Regions from separate parts of the Homo sapiens genome. Here region 1 is linked to region 2. The links are chromatin loops, found by intact Hi-C in ENCODE. Cell type or tissue: heart left ventricle. All regions are shown on one strand. Links, peaks and the distances in the headings refer to the core of each region. The heading gives the core; the rest is flanking DNA. Region 1 overlaps LOC105370364 (a long non-coding RNA gene). Region 2 has its middle 46 kb from the start of LINC00368.

Region 1 (5,377 bases), core at 103-5,102, 110 kb before region 2:
TTTGATGACTTCATAAGGGGTTTTCCCTTTCACTCATTCTCTCATTCTCTCTTGTCTGCAGCCAGGTAGGACATGCCTTTCACTTTCTGCCATGATTTGAGGCCTCCCCAGCCACATGGAGCTGTGAGTCCATTAAACCTCTTTTTCTCTATAAACTATCCACTCTCAGGTATGTCTTTATCAGCAGCATGAAAACGGACTAATACAGTCTTATCTGGGGTCAGTATGGTGTCAGAGCATTCCCTGGGGGAAAATTGATTCCATCAAAATATCCTGATTGGCAAACAATGATGCGGTCATGATTTTAAGAAATTTAGTGGGGAGATTGTGGCTTCTGGATTGGAAGGCCTGGGCTGGAATGTTGATCCCCACTGACCACTGGCCACATGATGGTGTGACGGTGAGTAAGTTGTTGGTTATCTCTGAGTCCTCAGTCTTCCTCATATAAAGTGGAGGTGATGTCTATCTAACAGCACTTTTGTGAGGATTCAGTGATGTAATGTGCATGGGAACAATTCATCAATCACAAAAAATGTTTCTTGGAAGTCAAGTATAAAGCCAAAAGACAAAGAAAATAATTCACATTGAAATAGTCACTTTTTGAAATATCCAGTTGTTGAGGGGAGAGCTGAGGAAAAACTAAAAATTAAAAAAAGAACAACAACAAAAATGAAGTCCAGATGTGGTGGCTCATGCCTGTAATCCCAGCACTTTGGGAGGCCAAGGTGGGTGGATCACCTGAGGTCAGGAGTTCGAGACCAGCCTGGCCAACATGGCAAAAACCTGTCTCTACTAAAAATACAGAAATTAGCTGGGCGTGGTGGCGGGTACCTGTATAGTCCCAGCTACTTGGGAGGCTGAGGCAGGAGAATCGCTTGAAGCTGGGAGGCAGAGGTTGCAGTGAGCCGAGATCACACCACTGCACTCCAGCCTGGGTGACAGAGCAAGACTCCGTCTCAAAAATAAATAAATAAATAACTAAATAAACAGTGAAATATCCATTTGTTGATCCATTTATTGATAAACAATTATGGAATGGTTTAGTAGAAATAGGATAGTGTTGGGCATCAGAAATATTTGCATCCTGCCCTGCTACCGACTTACTGGAAGGGCAAACAAAGGACTGAGGGATTCGAATCAGAGACTGTTTTTACTGGAATAGCCCTTCCAGGCCTTTCATGCAACCCCTTGTGTCCAGATGAGAAAACTGAGGCAGCGACTAGTGACTCACTAGTTACTGAGTAAGTCAGTAGCAGGACATCATGGAAAGAGGTGATGGGACATTTTTGTCTTTTCAGAAGAGAGCACAGCTGGAATTACAAATAAAATGGCATCATTTGATTCCATTTCTAACCGCCTTTGGAATGGTGTTTTGGAAAGAACACCAATCCATTGCTAAGACTGTCCCTAGGGAACAAAAGTTCTCTATCTAGAGATGTTCTAAGATACGATCATGAACTTCTCCTGCCTTTCTGGAGAAATGGGAAAAATCACACACTTTAATGTAAATAACACCCCCCAGCCTGATCATATCAATGTGTTGAACAGAGGTAGGTACAGCTTGTCTACAGCCAGAACCAGTTTGCATACAAAAACTTGCAACAAGCTGACAGTTGCTGAAAGAAAGGTTCTTGTTTCCCAGAGAATGTTGGTGAGTCGAGTCCTTTGCAGGTGAAATACTGATGACAGGGTTTATCTCTACAAGTCTTTGCCAGCTCCCCAACGACCTTCCATTCTCTCTTCACCATAACTTTTTCCCTTTTGATAAACTGGAATTTCAATGCATTGAAAATTTCTTGAAAGTGAGTCATTTCCTGGGAATTGGAAAGCGTTTTGTTTTTTGTTTTGTTTTGTTTTGTTTTCCTCTGTAGAGACTTTGGTTTCCTTCAGGGCTGACATTCAAAATACTGTTAACAACCTTTGAGTTTGGCCCCTGGTCGTGACTAGCCTGACTACACAGAGGCAGAATATGAGCCCTGGCTTTCTGTGACACTCAACCCAGACACTTTGGTAATGCTGTTCCCTCTCCACACCACAAAAGCGCAAAGAGCCCTTGCTGAGCACCAGGAGGCAGTGGTGTTCTCTGTGTGCACACATATTCTGCACCTGTGTATGTGTGTTTTGCAATGTGCTGCAGTAGGAAAGGGTGAGAGGGCAGACTTTCCTAGACTCTGTTCTTAGACATAATCCATCACGGGCTGTGATGGTGAATCTTATGTGTCAACTTGACTGGGCCACAGGGTGCCTGTGATATCCTGAGATATTCAGTCAAACATTCTCCTGGGTGTGTCTGTAAGGGTGTTTTGGGAGAGATTCGCATTTGAGTGTGTAGCTTGATTGTAGCAGACGGGGCTCCCTAGATGGGTGGTGGGTGTCCTCCAACTCTGAAAGCCTGAACAGGACAGAGGCTGGCTCTGCTCTGAATACACGGAACTCCTCCTGCCTGCCTGCAGCTGGGACATGGGCTGTTTCCTGCCTTAAGACTGGAACTGAAACATTAGCTCTTCCTGAGTCTCCAGCTTGTAGACTCTGCAGGTCTTGGGACTTGTCAGCCTCCATAATCACATGAGCCAATTCCATATTATAAATATCTCACACACACGCACATACACACACGCATATATTCACACACACAAATACACATGCACACACACACCACACATACACTCACGCACACACATCCACACACACGCACACACACATGCACACGCACACACACATGCACACGCACACATACACGCACATCCTATTAGTTTCCCTAGAGAACGCTGACAAATACGCAGGCTCTGAGGTTATGTTTCTTCAAAGCTTATGCTATCAGACAATAGCAAGCTTCGAATGCTGTTATTTTCCAGAGTTAATTAGGTTTTCATCTCTTTTTATTAAGGAAAAAAACCATGTTGCCTCTAACTTAATATTTAAATATGTTTATTTTGTTTGTCATCCTTAGAATAAGACAGTTTTCCTTTATACAGAATGTTCCATAATTCGGCGTCTGCCCCAAGGGTGGGAGTGAGTGGAGAGTGCAGGCTCTGCCGGCGGCCCTAGTCCTAGCCTGGCGTGGCGTCCGCCTGTAGTAACTGGCTCTCAGTACACTTTCATGCAGCTTTCTCTTCTGCTTTAGATGATCTCCTGTTGGAAAGAACAGAGTTTCTTGAGAAACTGGGTGTTTCATTAACTGTTCTTAGAGCCTATGTTTCAGACCCACCGTGGCTCACTCCACCAATAAGCATGGGCTGTGAGGCTGACGGGTGTGGCTGGTAGCATTAGACTCCCCTTCTTTGAGTGTCCACGCCCCACACAGATGCCTTCTTAGGGCTGCACAGGGTGGCCTTCCCCAGGTGCAGGGGGTGAGTACCAAGCGCTCCCTGTGTGCCGGGCCCTGCACTCAACCCTCTGCAGACAGCATCTCCTTCCATCTCCTCAACACCCAGTACAGGTGCTGTGATTATCCCACTTTGAAGATGAAGAAGGCTTAGGATGCGCGGTCATTTGCCCAAGGTCTTCCCAAGGTCACACAGCTCATAGGGGCCAAGTTGGGATTGGAACCCAGGTCAGACCGGCTCCAAGCCTGTGCTCCAGCCCCACCCAGCCCCCAACAGAGCCTGATCCTCTGGCTCTATGAGTGGGTGTGGGGCTCAGGGAGCAGAATTCTTGCTTTCAGTTTCCCAGGAAGGCGCTGGGTGACTGGAAGGAGAGACAGGGAGAGGCACCTTGAATGGAATGAGGCCGGTTGGTCATCTGAGTGGGAGGTGCTGGGATGGCCCCTGGGGGTGCTCCGGGTGTGCTAGGATTCAAGAGGCCCAGAGAGGGCCAGGCTGGCATGGGCATGGGGGTGGGGGCTCAGATGAGCCTGGCAGCGTGCAGTGTGAGGGGAGATGGGCACCAGCAGGATTGGGGGGACACCAGGGGACAGGAGGAACTGAGCCCTCAGTTGTGGAGGGAGGGGAGAGCCCTGTGGATGTGTCCGGGGCAGGAGGACGGAGGGGGCGCTGGCTGCGTCAGGCTGCCTTTGGCTCTCCTGTGGGGCCACCCTGTCCAGTGTCATTTCCCCTGCATTCTCCCTCAAAACCCATTGACAACTCCAAGCTTGGCGGAGCTGGGCTGGTCCTCCTCCTCCTCCCCTCACAGCGGCCGGCTGTGGATCTCATTCCTGGGATGTCAGTACCAGGAGGTTGGGGACTCCTGGTTCTTCACTGTCCAACATTGCCAGGGCTCTGGAAGTCCCCACTGTCACCTCCGGGGCTTCTGTTGCCGACGGCCACACCTAGAGGTGCTGGTGACGTACAGGAGCTTCATCAGTGCAGAGGCCCCTGTCTTTTGCTGTTAGAGTTATAGGAGAATTTGTGGTTCTCCCTGCAGAACAGTCAAGTCCCAGGGAACTGGAATCTTGACAAGGTCAATCATGAAATTGTATCTAAAGCAGCAGAGGTTGTCCTGGACAGCAGCACAATCTGGGAAATTGGCTGTAGCTTGAACGACCGCTCACTGCCCTTTCTACACCGCGTGTGTTGGCCTGGTCCCTGCTGCTGGGGCACGAGCAGACCTTGTGGCCTGGGGTTTTGTGGTCCTGGGACTGACACTGGCCTGGCAAAGTCTGAACATGGGGGGCTAGGGGCCCCACTTCAGAGAAGCTCCTGGCCTGTGCTCGATGACAACTGGTGTAGCAGGGAGGTCTCCAGCGACGCTTCCCGGGACCGTCCTCTTCGGCATTTTAACAAAGGACGAGCTGGCCGGCTTCCCACGCTTGTGGACAGTGAGGGGCTGGGAGCAGCAGCCGACAGGCTGGATGGAAAAGTCAGAACCCCAATGCTTTAAGAGGGGACAGGGAGGCCCACCTAACTGTTCTCTAGCAGGTAAGCTCCCAGGCAGGGCTCTCTGTTTTATGTAGAAACCCCAGAGCCTAGGACAGTGCCTGGCACGTGGTGGGTGCTTGGGAAGCACCAGTGGAGGTGAGTGAAGGTGACAGGGTCTCAATGTCTGGCTCTGTGCTCGGGCTATGAAAAGCCAGCCATGTGGCTCGGCAATGGCTCATTTGCCAAAGTCTTTGGAGTTCACAGACAGCAGCTCGGGATTCATGGTGTGACGCGCTCCAGACGGAGGGTCTCAGGCTGCGTGGACGGGCAAGTGCTGCAGGGTATGGGGGGAGGGGCTGGGCACACTGGGCTGCCATGTGACTCAGGGATACCGGGAGGACAAGAGGGCTGTCAGCCTCACCCAGGACTGGCTCCCAGGTGTTCTGGAAAGCTCTGAGAAGCCTGGGGCCAGGGACAGAAGCCACAGGATCTGCATGGCCAACTCTTAGCAGGTGGACAGTGGTGGAGCTGTGTGAACAGGGAGTGGAGAAGGGCTGGACTGGGGGTCCCCACCCCACGAG
Region 2 (5,377 bases), core at 133-5,132:
AAACATGGGCTGGTGAGGGCACAGCCAGGCCACCTCGCCCACCCTCTAGTCCACAGCCCCGCAGGCTGGGCCACCTCGCCCACTGTCTTGTCCACAGCTCTGGCTCTGCACTCAGCATGCAGTAGGTCCTCAATCAGGACTCGTTAAATGATCACTAAGTAAACAGACAACAGAACACAAGCCCAGTCACCACTTTGGTTGCTTTTGTTCATGAATTGACTGTACATGAAATAGAAAATAATATCTATTATCTATGTACAGGAAAATACCAATTCATTGTCAAAATCTGGTTGTAAACATAGAAATGAGGTAAGAAAATGCAAAGTATGGCATGATGAATCTAAGCTCTGTGTCTATATCTTCTCTACTTTGTTATTTAAAATATGAGTTTCACCATTTTGGGAGGCTGAGGTGGGCAGATCACCTGAGGTTGGGAGTTCAAGACCAGCCTGACCAACATGGAGAAACCCCGTCTCTACTAAAAATACAAAAAAATTAGCCGGGCGTGGTGGCAAGCACCTGTAATCCCAGCTATTCAGGAGGCCGAGGCAGGAGAATCGCTTGAACCTGGGAAGCAGAGGTTGCAGTGAGCCGAGATCGCGCCATTGCACCCCAGCCTGGGCAACAAGAGCAAAATTCCATCTCAAAAAAAAAAAAGTTTCTGAAAAGTCTTCAGCTTTCCCTCTTTCTTAGGAATAGGATTTGTGTTTCACAATATGTACAGTTAGGGAGACCCAGGTAAACATGCTGATGCTGGAACAAGAACGAGCCTCAGAAAAGTGGAGTCCTGTGGTTCTCTGTCTTCATCAGAAAAAGAGGACAGTGTATTTATTTTTTAAATCAATAAGTTCCTAATAAAATTGAGAGGACTGAGGGTCTTTTTCTTTCCCTTTAGATAAAATTAATTTTAAGGTTCTTTCTAGAATGGCAAAGTCATTGTAGGGGAACAGACTGGCTCCCACGTGAGTCAGGGAGGACAGTAGACAAGGGACCAGGCAGTGCCCTGGGGCAGGTCGGGATGCAGAGAGTCACTCCCTGAAAACCTGGAAAGAGGATCTAGGGCAGAGCTCCTGTGGGCTACCTCTGGTACCGTGGGCTAGCTCTGGCCCCGTGGGCTAGCTCTGGCACCTTGCTACCTCAGCTTGCTCCACGCACACACTCTCAAACAGCAGAAGGCACAGCTAGCCAGGTGGGAGAGATGGCGTGTTTGTGGAAGGCGTCCACATGAAGAGTGGTAGTGATAAGTCGACATGCAGCAATGTCCAGTCCATAAAAAGGATATGCATGTCCATCAGTGAGCACATCCTTGTCAAAACATTTTCAGCAGAAGTAGAAATGATGTAGGTGTAGGGACATACTCCACAATATCAGCTCCTAGAAGCATCATGGAGAAATTTCATTAAATACCACCTACAGAAATATGATGGAAAACAGCTATGGGTCTTTGTAAGCAAATTGACCAGCCCCATGTAAACTTAAGCCTAAGTATTCCAGGGAAGGCAACTGCAGAAAATCCTTTCAAAAGAAAGAAGGCTTCACTGCACAGCCCTGGAGTTTGTCTACCCTGTTCGCCTCCCTCTTGGGGAACTCTCACCAGTGAGGGCCCTGCTGCATGTGGAGGACTTGGGACTTCAACGGCCTCGTTCCTTGAGCTCTGTTCTCTTCTCACATTTCCCATTCCACTTGGTCTCTGTGAGTGGGTTTTTTTGTTTTTTTGTTTTTTTTTCAGATGGAGTCTCGCTCTGTTGGCCATGCTGGAGTGTAGTGGCATGATCTTGGCTCACTGAAACCACCACCTCCCAGGTTCAAGTGATTCTACTGCTCAGCCTCCTGAGAAGCTAGGACTACAGGCGTGCACCACCAAGTCCGGCTAATTTTTGTATTTTTAGTAGAGATGGGGTTTCGCCATGTTGGCCAGGCTGGTCTTGAACTCCTGACCTCAAGTGATCCGCCTGCCTCAGCCTCCCAAAGTGCTGGGATTACAGGCGTGAGCCACCGCGCCTGGCCCTCTGTGAGTGGTTTCACCCACACGTGGCCTGAAGGGTCATCTCTCTGCAACTGACTCCCAGCCCCATGTCACCCCGGGGACAATGCAGCAGCATCCCGGTATTTGCAAGTTTCATGTGTATAGAACAATGCGGTCCCGTCCAGTCACAGTCAGGTTCAGCTGGCCTCAGTGCTGTGACGTGGGCTTCCACAGCAAAAGGGTCCATGTGGAATTACTGGGTGCCAGGCTAGCCATGGGCAAGGATGACAGAGTGTTTGGGGCCAGTCACCATACACATTTCTAAGGCAGGGCTGCATTAGACTTCTCACCAATTTTGAGAAAATTGGCAATTTTAAGCACAGCTCTATGGAACAAATGGAGTTGCAGGTCGTCTTGGTCTCTGCACCTGACTTCAGGCTCGTAGGCTGCCGCATCTTGGTTGATACAGCGGCCCCTACCACTTCTGCAGAGGCTGCGAGGCCCCCGCAGCTTCTCCACATCTTCCTCTTATGACATCAAGCTGCCCGAGGGGACAAGGCTGGGCTGCCTGGTTCTTTGACCCAAAGAGCACTGGTGATGAGGGGACCATGAGAGAAACCGTACTCGCTTTGGTCCTGTCCCCTGGAGATGGAGGCGGAAGGGCAGGATTACAGGGGTGTGTGTGTGCACATGCATGTGTGTGCGTGTGTGTGCAGGTGTGTGCGTTGTGTGCACCTGTTCATGTGTGTGGAGTAGGGGTGGTAGGGTGCAAAGAGGCCGAGGTTGCGGGAAAAACCGAAGGACACTCAGGGGAGGGGTTTTGGAGCTGGGGAGGGGTGTGGAGCTGGGGCGGGGCCGCACCAGCACTGACCTCTAACTGCACATTTGACCAGACCTACCCTTGGCGGGTTGCCAGCCATCCAGTTCAGAATTGGGGTGCGCAGTGGGGAAGGGGGGAGAATTCCTGAGCAATTTAATTATGCCTGGGGTGCCCTCTGGTGGCTCACCTTTTATTCTGACTCCAAGTTCCAGGAACTTGGAAACTCACTCACTTAGAAAACTGGGGCAGTTTGGGGGGACTTGGACATTTGTTGTGGCTATGAATGAATGAAGCCTCTAACAAGATCCTACTCACTGGAAACACAGAACCTACAGAGGAAGCAAACAGGTTTCTGTCTACAACGACGGGAACTGGGGAAGCAAAGTGTGTTCAGTTTGCTAAACATTCCTCAGCCAGCCTGGGTTATAGAACAAGGTCACAGTCCTTTTGTTATTAAATAAGGGTGGCCCTAAGCCCTCATCTCTCGATTCTGGAAATGTCTGACTTTTGTCCTCAGGGTCTACCTTCTGTGATATGTCCAGACACCTCAGGCCAAAAAATCAGCCTCCTGGATAGAAAACCAGGAAACGTTGTCACCCATCAGAGGCCTCATTCTCACGGTCATCGCTCTGTCAGGTCATCTGTCCTGCTGTGCAGGAGCCCTTAAAGACCAGGCACCTCTCTGCCCACTCAGGCCATAAGCAAGGTCACCACAGGGCCCTCCGAGAGGAAGGGAGGCTCTCTCCTAACAGCTTCCATGATGCCAGGGCTCATGGTGGCCCAGTTCTTCTTCATGTATCTATGCAGCAGCTCATGTGTGTGTGCACACATGCATGCATGTGCAAAGGTAGGCACCCACTTACACACATGCTTGCACACACAGGCATATGCACCCACTCGCATGCATGCACACATAGACATAGGCACCCACTCACACACATGCATGCATGTGCAAACCCATGCACCCACTCACACACATGCATGCATGCACACATAGACATATGCACTCACTCACACACATGCATGCATGTGCAAATGTATGCCCCCACTCACACACATCATGCATGCACACATAGACATATGCACCCACTCACACGCATGCATGCACACACAGGCATATGCACACACATTCACACACAGGCATATGCACACATTCATACACGTGTGTGACACACTCCTACATCTCTCTTGCCCACAAGAACAAATTAAGGGAAGAGCATAGAGAGAAGTTTTGAGGATTTCCAACAGAGAGGGGTCGCATCTCTTCCCTGTCTACCCCTTTTGCCTCCAGGAGGTCTCTGCCTGGTGAGACGCCAGGAGGGTGGGGACTGTAGCGCAGCTGGCAGGCAGCTGGTCAGTGCTGCTGGAGTACTTGTTTAGAAAATGTAAGTTTTTCCCAGCACATTTGAAGTATTAGAAAACATTTTGAGCATAATGCAAGATATGCATTTGTTTCTGTGTGATTTCATCCACTAGAAGCACTAGGTGAAAGTGGGAATACAAAACACACACGTGCTCGTACCTCAAGCGTTCGCCAGCCCCCTCAGCCCGCCGCAGGTGTTATGAGCCACCCCGCCCTGTCTGTGTTACAACGGACAGGGTCAGGACACACTACCACACACTGGGGCACCTGGCACACTGGCTATTACTACCCACACACTGGGGTGCCTGGCACACTGGGTATTTCCAGTCGAATATTTTCAGGTGGCAGATGCAGGAAGAATTTTCTGACCTTCCCCAGAAGCAGGTCACGAGACCCTCATGTGAGAGCACGTCACGAGACCTTCATGTGAGAAGCAGGTCACGAGACCCTCACGTGAGAAGCAGGTCACGAGACCCTCACGTGAGAAGCAGGTCACGAGACCCTCACGTGAGAAGCAGGTCACGAGACCCTCATGTGAGAGCAGGTCACGAGACCCTCATGTGAGAAGCAGGTCACGAGACCCTCATGTGAGAAGCAGGTCACGAGACCCTCATGTGAGAAGCAGGTCACGAGACCCTCATGTGAGAAGCAGGTCACGAGACCCTCATGTGAGAAGCAGGTCACGAGACCCTCATGTGAGAAGCAGGTCAGGAGACCCTCATGTGAGAAGCAGGTCACGAGACCCTCATGTGAGAGCAGGTCACGAGACCCTCATGTGAGAAGCAGGTCACGAGACCCTCATGTGAGAAGCAGGTCACGAGACCCTCATGTGAGAAGCAGGTCACGAGACCCTCATGTGAGAAGCAGGTCACGAGACCCTCATGTGAGAGCAGGTCACGAGACCCTCATGTGAGAAGCAGGTCACGAGACCCTCATGTGAGAAGCAGGTCACGAGACCCTCATGTGAGAAGCAGGTCACGAGACCCTCATGTGAGAGGGGCCCTCCCTGTATCTGGAGGGACACCAAGGGAAATCTGAAGAAACAGGCTTTGCTTTCCACAGTTTGCTACACTCAGCTCATACTTTTTTAGTCCTATCACATTTTCCCATGGCTTTCCACTCTTCACGAAAGCTAGGATCTTCAGTTACCTATGAAGGCTCATGAGTCACAAACAGCTTATATGAAACCAGTGTATATGCTGTTCTCTTGGCAATCTGTCTTTTGTTG

The links. Peaks named below come from ENCODE experiments on the same cell type or tissue, not always from the same donor. Only the 100,000 strongest peaks of a DNase experiment are listed, where the experiment ranks them.
Region 1: a loop joins it to region 2, with 2.5 times the contacts of the local background. A loop is called at or near these places in 52 of 110 quality-filtered maps.

Annotation. Positions count from the first base shown.
Region 1 is chr13:110,942,418-110,947,794 of GRCh38, forward strand. It overlaps LOC105370364 (a long non-coding RNA gene), which reads right to left. Exons shown (of 3, transcript XR_931732.3): 3 at 3,039-3,132. Among named protein-coding and RNA genes, the nearest start is that of LINC00431, 21 kb to the right of the region's middle. RefSeq lists an enhancer at 1-164. In heart left ventricle, for the core only: a CTCF peak has its summit at 2,068 (motif pointing right); no DNase peak of the experiment used is centred there; H3K27ac peaks cover 553 bases.
Region 2 is chr13:111,047,491-111,052,867 of GRCh38, forward strand. No RefSeq gene overlaps it. Among named protein-coding and RNA genes, the nearest start is that of LINC00368, 46 kb to the right of the region's middle. RefSeq lists an enhancer at 4,452-4,951. In heart left ventricle, for the core only: a CTCF peak has its summit at 2,958 (motif pointing left); no DNase peak of the experiment used is centred there; H3K27ac peaks cover 76 bases.